Linked DNA regions of Homo sapiens: region 2 is linked to region 1. The links are chromatin contacts, found by Hi-C in ENCODE. All regions are on one chromosome and are shown on one strand. Each heading gives the region's core, a stretch centred on a gene start or an enhancer-like site at or near the end of the contact. The rest is flanking DNA. Distances are from core to core; before and after follow the strand shown.

Region 1 (3,666 bases), core at 945-3,444:
TAACAAATTATAAAGGCAAGATACTAATGGTGTTCTCATTAATATTTAATAAGGCAGTGTTAAATTGAGCTAAAATTAGAAGTTATTGATGAAGCTGTAAGTCTGAGAGCAGGCACGATATTTCTTTAATGAATGTATATGCATGTGTCTATGAAGTTCTGTTGTTAGGCTTTTGGGAATAATCAAAAGAAACTGTATGTTTAAAATAAGGACAAAAATACATTTGTTTTTGTTAAGCCTCATGACCCAACATTTCCTACTGGGTCTTCTTCCCTTTATCCCAGAAGCATGATATCACTCAATCAACCATCCAGAACCCTTTTGTTTTGAATCACATCACTACCCTTGACACATCTGAATGGTTCTCCCTGCCCAGGAGACAGATTCTACCTCCTCCTGATGGCAAATCTTCAGACTCCAGGCTCCAAGGGGCTCCCCAGCCCTGCTGTTCCAGGGCCCAGGTTCTCCTCATCTCTTTCCTCACAGCAGGCTCAAAACTGCCTTGGTTGTGATAATTCTTCTAACAGTCAGCATCCATTTCTCATTGTCTTAGTTCTACTCTGGCCTGTGCCCCAGTTTTGGGAACTGGAATCCACATCCTCACCTTGTCAACATTACCCAAAAAAAAAAAAAGTCAACAAAAAAACCCACATTCTTACAAACAGAAGTCAGCCTGTGTCTCCTCATTTATCCTGGGAGCCTCAAGCATGGGACCTTGCACATCATGGATGCTCATTAAATGCTGACTTGATCTTTCTAGAGAAATCTATACCGCCCTAGAAAACAGGCACTTGCTGTTCTCTTGCCAGTAGTTGACCGTCTCCCTCCAATTTGGCATGTATAAACACCAGGAAGGCTCAGAGAAGACTGACCCAGCAACAGACTGACTTAACATCATAGCCTAGAGCACAGAATATGGAGGAAAATGGCCCAAAGTCTGAAAAACAGAAGTAAACAAACCCCAGAAAACTGTAACTGAGCTAAATGTGGAAAATGTGGTTATGATTGATTGTAACAATACCATCAGCCGCTGCATCTCAGAAGAGCATCTCTGTTTCCATTTCTAAAAATACTGCTCATTTCTACACATTAGGAACTCTGAAACCAGGAGGAACTAGAGCAAGGTATCGGTCTTTTCGCTTCTAGTTCATGCTTTAAAAATGACCTTTGCCCTAAAGGCCAGCTAGCCAAAAGCAGACCATCAACGAGCCGGCCACACAAAGCTGCAGTTTCCCAAACGTGGCCGGTCCAAAGGCTGAGTGATGGCCAAGGCCAAGTTTTTAACCAACAATTTCTTTTCTTTTTAAACTACTGATATTTCCTACTTGGGAAAAACAAAACAAAACAGAACAAAAACCTGTATTTCAAAATTAGCTACTTCAATCATTGAAGGCTGGATTGAGGCTGCTTTATAGTCCATGAAAACCACCTCTCTTTATAAATTCTAAACATTTAAAAAATCTTTGCTCGTGCTGGAATGTCATTTTCTAGTATTTTGGCCACTTCACCATGACTCTTTTGTGAATATGAAGCCATTTCACAGTTCTTGGAATTTGTTTGAGACAGATTCCCAAACACAGCGTCCTGGGAGGTGGGCGTGGCCAACAGAGAGAACACAAAATTCTACTTGGCCTCGTGATGTGTTTTCTCCAGGGTTCTTTAATGTCTCCCTCACACCTGAGGAGACCCTATCTCGGGGCCAGCAAAAGCACTGCAGGGAAAGATGCAATAATCCTAATATGTTAAAGTTAAGATTAAAAAATAAACATAAAATTAGAATGCACTTATCTTCCAAGGAATGGAAGAGAAAGCGGGAGGGGTAACTTCAAATGGCAACTTTCACAGTGGCCACATCTGGGCCACAGTGCCCCAGCCAGGAAATGCAACCGTGACACCTTAGCAATGCCTTCCCAGTATCACCAAAGGGGTAAGTAGGCAATCGGGTAAGTGGAGGGGAAGATCTCTCCAGCAGCCCTTTTAAAGTACGGACCATGAAAACGTGAGACAGGATGACTGAGAAGCCGAGCCTTTGGGAGGAACACTGGAACTTGCAGCACCCGCAGACACCCCACATTCCGGGTTCCTCACACCACCTCAGATCACTGCCTGTGCCACTGCAGGTCCTTTCTCCATCACCCCAGGCCCATAGTGCCCGGCCTCCTCCCGCATCTCCAATGGCTCCTCCTCTGCTCCTTCCTCCCTCAGACCCGCTGTCCTCTCTCCTCACTTCCCTGTCTCAGTGCCCTCTGAGATTAGGATCCTCTCTCCCTGGCACACAATACCAATTCCAGCCATTCTTTCACTGTGTCCCTCTCAGCTTGGCCAAAAGATCACTCAATCCTTGACCTCCTGCACACTTCAACTCCCCATCAGGGCTGTCTAGAGAAGCATGCAGTCACCCAGAGTGGCTCTTTCAGTCTGGAGCCAGAGCTTCGAGTGGGCTGTGAATGCTTCAGGTGACCGCTCTGCACCTCCATCTCTCTAGAGGACTTTCTGCTGCCTCCTGGTCTCTGCAAACTTCCAATCCCTCTCCATGTAGCATGCTCAGATGCTGGCTTTGACTCCCATTTCACAAAGAAAGGTCGGTAATCAGAAGAGAACTGCAGAGCCTCCTCCTCCGAGCACCACCCACGCATGTATCTGTCATTTGGTCCATCCCCACTGGTAACTATCCGTGTTCCTCCTAAAGCCAGTAACTCCACTTTTCCACAAACCCATCTCTCTCTCCTACTCAAGAAGTGTTTTCAGCAGCCCTCCATCCCACACAATCAATATTTCACTCTCTACAGAATCACTCCCATCAGCATCTAAACATGCTGATAATGCTTCCAACTGAAAAATAATTCTCCTAAGCTTATTTACCCCACCAGATACCACCTCAAACTCTGCTCCCTTTTGCCGCAAAGCTCAACTGAGTTGTCTACAATCCCTGTCTCCACTTCCTCCCCTGCATTCTTCTCTCCAATCCAGCTTGTGTGGCCACAGCCACTGGACCACTGGTCCTGGCACTGATCCGAGCCTCCATTCTCAGTCCTCTCCATGCTCCTGGTTCCCCCGCTTCCTCCCTGGTTGTTCCCTCTTGTTCTCCTTTGCTGGCTTGTCCTCTTCTGCTCCTCATGAAGCTAGAATGCCCCAGGGCCCAGTCCTTACAACTCCTCTCTTCTTTCACTGGGGATCTCATCTGATCTTATTCCTTGAAATACCAAACAGAGGCCAAAGACTCCTATCACATCTCCAGCACATACCGCCCTCTTAAACGATCAGATCTGGATAGGACCACCCACTCGGTGTCTCCATGTGGGTGGCTTATAATCTTCTCACACTCAGCAAGTTCAAAACTGAACTTTGAATCTCTTTTTCAAATTGAGATGGAGTCTCGCTTTTGTCACCCAGGCTGGAGTGCAATGCCACGAACTCAGCTCACTGCGACCTCCGCCTCCCAGGTTCAAGCAATTCTCCTGACTCAGCCTCCCGAGTAGCTGGAATTACAGGCACCTGCCACAACTCTCAGCTGATTTTTATATTTTTAGTAGAGATGGGGTTTTGCCATGTTGGCCAGGCTGGTCTCAAACTCCTGACCTCAGGTGATCCACCCATCTTGGCCTCCCAAAGTGCTGGGATTACAGGCGTGAGCCACCGCACCCGGCCTCTGAATCCCTTTTTGCA
Region 2 (4,069 bases), core at 975-3,474, 1.7 Mb before region 1:
AAGTGCTGAATACTTTAAATGGTAAATCATCTTGATTGCTATAAAAAATGGGTTTGGCCAAGATGTGGGGCCTTCTCTGTAGCCAGCTGTGTCCTCAGTTTCCCTCCAGAATTACACGACGTCATAGTTTCAACAAGCATTTCACAGTGGAATGAGTGGTTTGTGGCCGGCAGAGTCAGAGGAGTTGAATTTATGATGGCATTTTTTTTTCTTTACAGGAAATAAAGGAAAAGAATGTCTTGCTAAATCAACAAAGCTGCTGTATCATTGTTCATTTGGCCAGGCAATTCCTCATGGGACCAGTAATAAGCTTCAGCTCGGCCAAACCCATTTTTGATAGCAATCAAGATGATTTACCATTTAAAGTATTCAGCACTTCTAAGACCTGGTTGAGGAGTTCACGAACAGCAGGCAGAGCTGGGCAGAAGAGATCAAGACAGACGGGACCTCAGCGATCATGGGTTCCAGCCTTTTCCTTTCACAGGTGAGGACACTGAGGATGCCTGGGAGAAGGAACTTGCTGGAGGTCCCTGCGAGGGTGTCTGAGGTGAGGCTCATCCCCGTGCTCTGTTCATCATTGCCGCCCGAGTCCCTTCTCAAAGCCCTTTGCGGGTGATTCCTATGCAAGGTGCAATTGCCGGTGGGGCTTGAGCAGGTCCTTCCTTGGGAAACACGAGGAAGGGCTAAACAGGGAGAGAGAGGATCCCACGCTTGGCATCTGCAAGGTGGGAGGAGAAACGTGGAGAAAGCAATTGCCATGTGCCTTTGTCGCCGTGAGGCTCAAAAACCTGGACTCACCCGGCTAGGAATTTCTCTCTTAAAATAAAATGGATTTGCTTTGTGCTTTACGGGGATTCCCTTAAAGCGTTTCTCATCTTAATCCTGGGGAGGAAGTGGTACTCAGTATTTTGTTTGTGGGCAACAGAGAATTTAACTTTCTGGGCCTAAGTGACAGACTCAGAGACGAAGATGAAGGTTGGAATTTGGTGTCTTTTAATCTCTACCCCCTGGTTTCATCTGTTCTCAGTGTCCCTGAAGCAATGGCCTAGACAGGGTTGATGTATTCATGAATCTGAGGGACTTTCACGTGAACTTGAGGCAGGCTTGGTCTGCATGCTGCTTTGTAGCATAAAGCTTGGACCTGTGTGCAAAGTGACAGTGCAACGAGTTTCAGCCCATCCCAAGAGAGAACACAGGCCTTTAGAGCTGCCTGTGGGGCGCTGACTGGTGTCATGCCCGGGTGGTCCAAGGTCTGCAGGACCCTCTACCAAGGGCACTTCTTGGACAGGGCTCCTGACTGTCTCTCCCACCTCTGATCTTCCCCCTGTCATCTTGGTGTTAAGATGACTGGAGCAAGGGCTTCGCTCCTGGGACTCATTCTGGGTTAAACTGAAGGGAGAGTGAGTTAGAACCCAGCGCCTTAGGGAGAAGCAGATGTCGTCTACCTGCACAGACTCTGTTTCCCCTCATCTGAAGAAGCCTCAGTCCTCCACATGTTATCACCTTCTCTAGGGCCCAGGCCCAGTGGAAGCTTTTACGGGGAGGTTTCAGAGCACAGTTTCAACCAAGAGCAAACATGTAGTAGCTTCAGGGTTTCAGAAAGCTGATTTTCTGCCCACAGCACAGTTTCGGGCCTCCTGAGAATGCTTTTCTTGGACACAGTGATCTTTGGTACAAAGAAGGGCAGAGAGGAAATGGCGTGTGGATGAAGAACTGTGCCTGTTTTAGTGACTGGCGGGACATATAGGCGACTGTAGCTGCCACACTTTGTGCCTATGAATTACTCAAGCCGGGACTTTAGGTTTATGATAAATAATAATAATAATTCAGGTTTGACCGTTCCTATTTGGGTGTAAATAGAAATCTCTGATTAGGTAGTAGAGTATTTGAACCTATAGTTTGATTTGAATTCTTCAAGCAATGTGATTTTTCTCCCTAAATCAACACACTATCTGAAATCCCCCTATGAACATTGCCTTTTGTTATGAAATGCAAGGAGAAAGCACTCAGCTTGTTCTCTAAGTTCATCTTAATGTTTTTCTTGTGACTGTCTGTAGGAAATTCAAAAGTTCTAGGAGATAGAGTCCCTGTAAATCACTGTTTGGGTTTAAAATGACCTGTAAATAATGACTCATCACAATGTACTCGTAAGTATAGTTAGCATCACTTAACGACGGGGATCCGTTCTCAGAAATGCATCATTAGGTGATGCCATGGTGAGGCCGTCCCAGAGCAGTCACACACACCTTTGGCAGAGCCCGCTACACACCTGGGCTATGTGGTGTAGCCTATTGCTCCTTGTCTTCAAACCCGAACAGCATGTCACTTTGCTGAATACTTTAGGCAATTGTCACACAATGGTATGAATAAGTGTTTATATAAATATAGAAAAGGTCCAGTAAGAATATGGCATAAAAGATGAAAACCTAGTACACCCATCTAGGATGCTTACCGTGAATGGAGCTTGCAGGACTGGAAGTTGCTTTGGGTGAGTGAGTGAGTGAGTGGTGAGTGAGTGTGAAGGCTTAGATATTAGTGTACATTCCTGTAGACTTTGTAAACACTGTACACTTCAGCTATGTTAAATTTATAAAAAAAAATTTCTTGCTTCAATAATAAATTAACCTTAGCTTATTGTAACATTTTTACTTAATAAACTTTCTATTTTTTCAACTTTTTGACTTTTTTGTAATAACAGCTTAAAACACAGACACAATGTACAGCTCTACAAAAATATTTTATATCCTTATTCTATACGTTTTTTTTCTATTTAAAAATTTTTAAAAATTTGACTTTTTTGTTAAAAGCTAAAACACACACACATTATCCTAGGCCCACCCAGGGTCAGGATCATTAATATCACTGTCTTGCATCTCCACATCTTGTCCCACTGGAAGGTCTTCAGGGGCAGAAACACACATGGAGCTGTCATCTGGTATGATAGCAATGCCTTCCTCTGAAATATCTCCTGATGGACCTGCCTGGGGCTGTTTTATAGTTAACTTTTGCTTTTTAATAAGTAGAAGGAGGCAGGGTGCGGTGGCTCAGGCCTGTAATCCCAGCACTTTGGGAGGCCGAGGCGGGTGGATCACCTGAGGTCAGGAGTTTGAGACCAACTTGGCCAACCTGGTGAAACCCTTTCTCTAGTAAAAACACAAAAATTAGCTGGGCGTGGTGGCGGGTGCCTAAAATCCCAGCTGCTTGGGAGGCTGAGGCAGGAGAATCGCTTGAACCTGGGAGGCAGAGGTTGCAGGGAGCCGAGATTGCACCACTGCCCTCCAGTCTGGGTGACAGAGCGAGGCTCCGTCTCAAAAAAAAAAAAAAAAAGGTGGAAGCAGTATACTCTAAAATAACGATAAAACATATAGTAAGTACATAAATTAGTACAACATACTATATTATGATAATAGTCATTTATTATCATTATCAAGTATTATGTACTATTCACAATTCTATGTGCTAGATTTTTATACAACTGGTAGCGCAGTAGGTTTGTTTACATTAAACACGTGAGTAATGTGTTGGGTTAATGCCATGATGACAGCTATAGCATCACCACCAGGAGACAGGAACTTTTCAGCTTCATTATAATCTCATTGGATGGCCATGGTACATGTGGTCTGACATTGACTGAAGTACTGTTATGTGGTGCATTATTGTATATATTTGCCATAATTTAAAAATTGAGATATGATTCATATGTCATAAAATTCACCTCTTTAAAAAGTACAGCCCAGTGGTTTTTAGTATATTCACAAAGGTGTGCAGTCATCAGCACTATCTAATTCAAGGACATTTTTGCTGCCTCAAAAAGAAACCCGGAAACCCATTAGCATTCACTTCCCATTCCCTCTTCCCCCAGCCTCTGGCAACCACTGATCATCTACTTTCTGTCTTTACGGATTTGCCGTATTTCCTACAAATGAAAGAGTATAATGCACACCTTTAGTGTCTGGCTTCTTGCACTGAGCATAATGTTTCCATGATTTGTTTATGTTGTAGCATGCGTTAATTATTCTTTCTTTTTATTGGCAAATAATATTCCATGGTATAGATATGGATATATCAT

What was found. Hi-C counts contacts between places; a loop is a spot of excess contacts on that map. Pooled maps may share reads with other maps.
Region 2: a loop to region 1 is called in a map with no recorded cell type, with 9 times the contacts of the local background. The contact joins two enhancer-like sites. A Hi-C loop is called at or near these places in 2 of 37 single-sample maps with no recorded cell type and 2 of 50 pooled maps.

What each region holds. Positions count from the first base shown.
Region 1 is chr2:6,942,684-6,946,349 of GRCh38, reverse strand. The region is part of intron 2 of RNF144A (ring finger protein 144A); the gene reads right to left. Among named protein-coding and RNA genes, the nearest start is that of GRASLND, 26 kb to the right of the region's middle. Within about 2 kb of position 2,194, at least 4 of the 41 ENCODE cell types and tissues checked have a DNase peak (open chromatin) inside an H3K27ac peak, as active enhancers do.
Region 2 is chr2:8,603,951-8,608,019 of GRCh38, reverse strand. LOC105373411 (a long non-coding RNA gene) reads left to right here. Exons shown (of 3, transcript XR_001739274.1): 2 at 219-547. Among named protein-coding and RNA genes, the nearest start is that of LINC01814, 22 kb to the right of the region's middle. Within about 2 kb of position 2,224, at least 4 of the 41 ENCODE cell types and tissues checked have a DNase peak (open chromatin) inside an H3K27ac peak, as active enhancers do.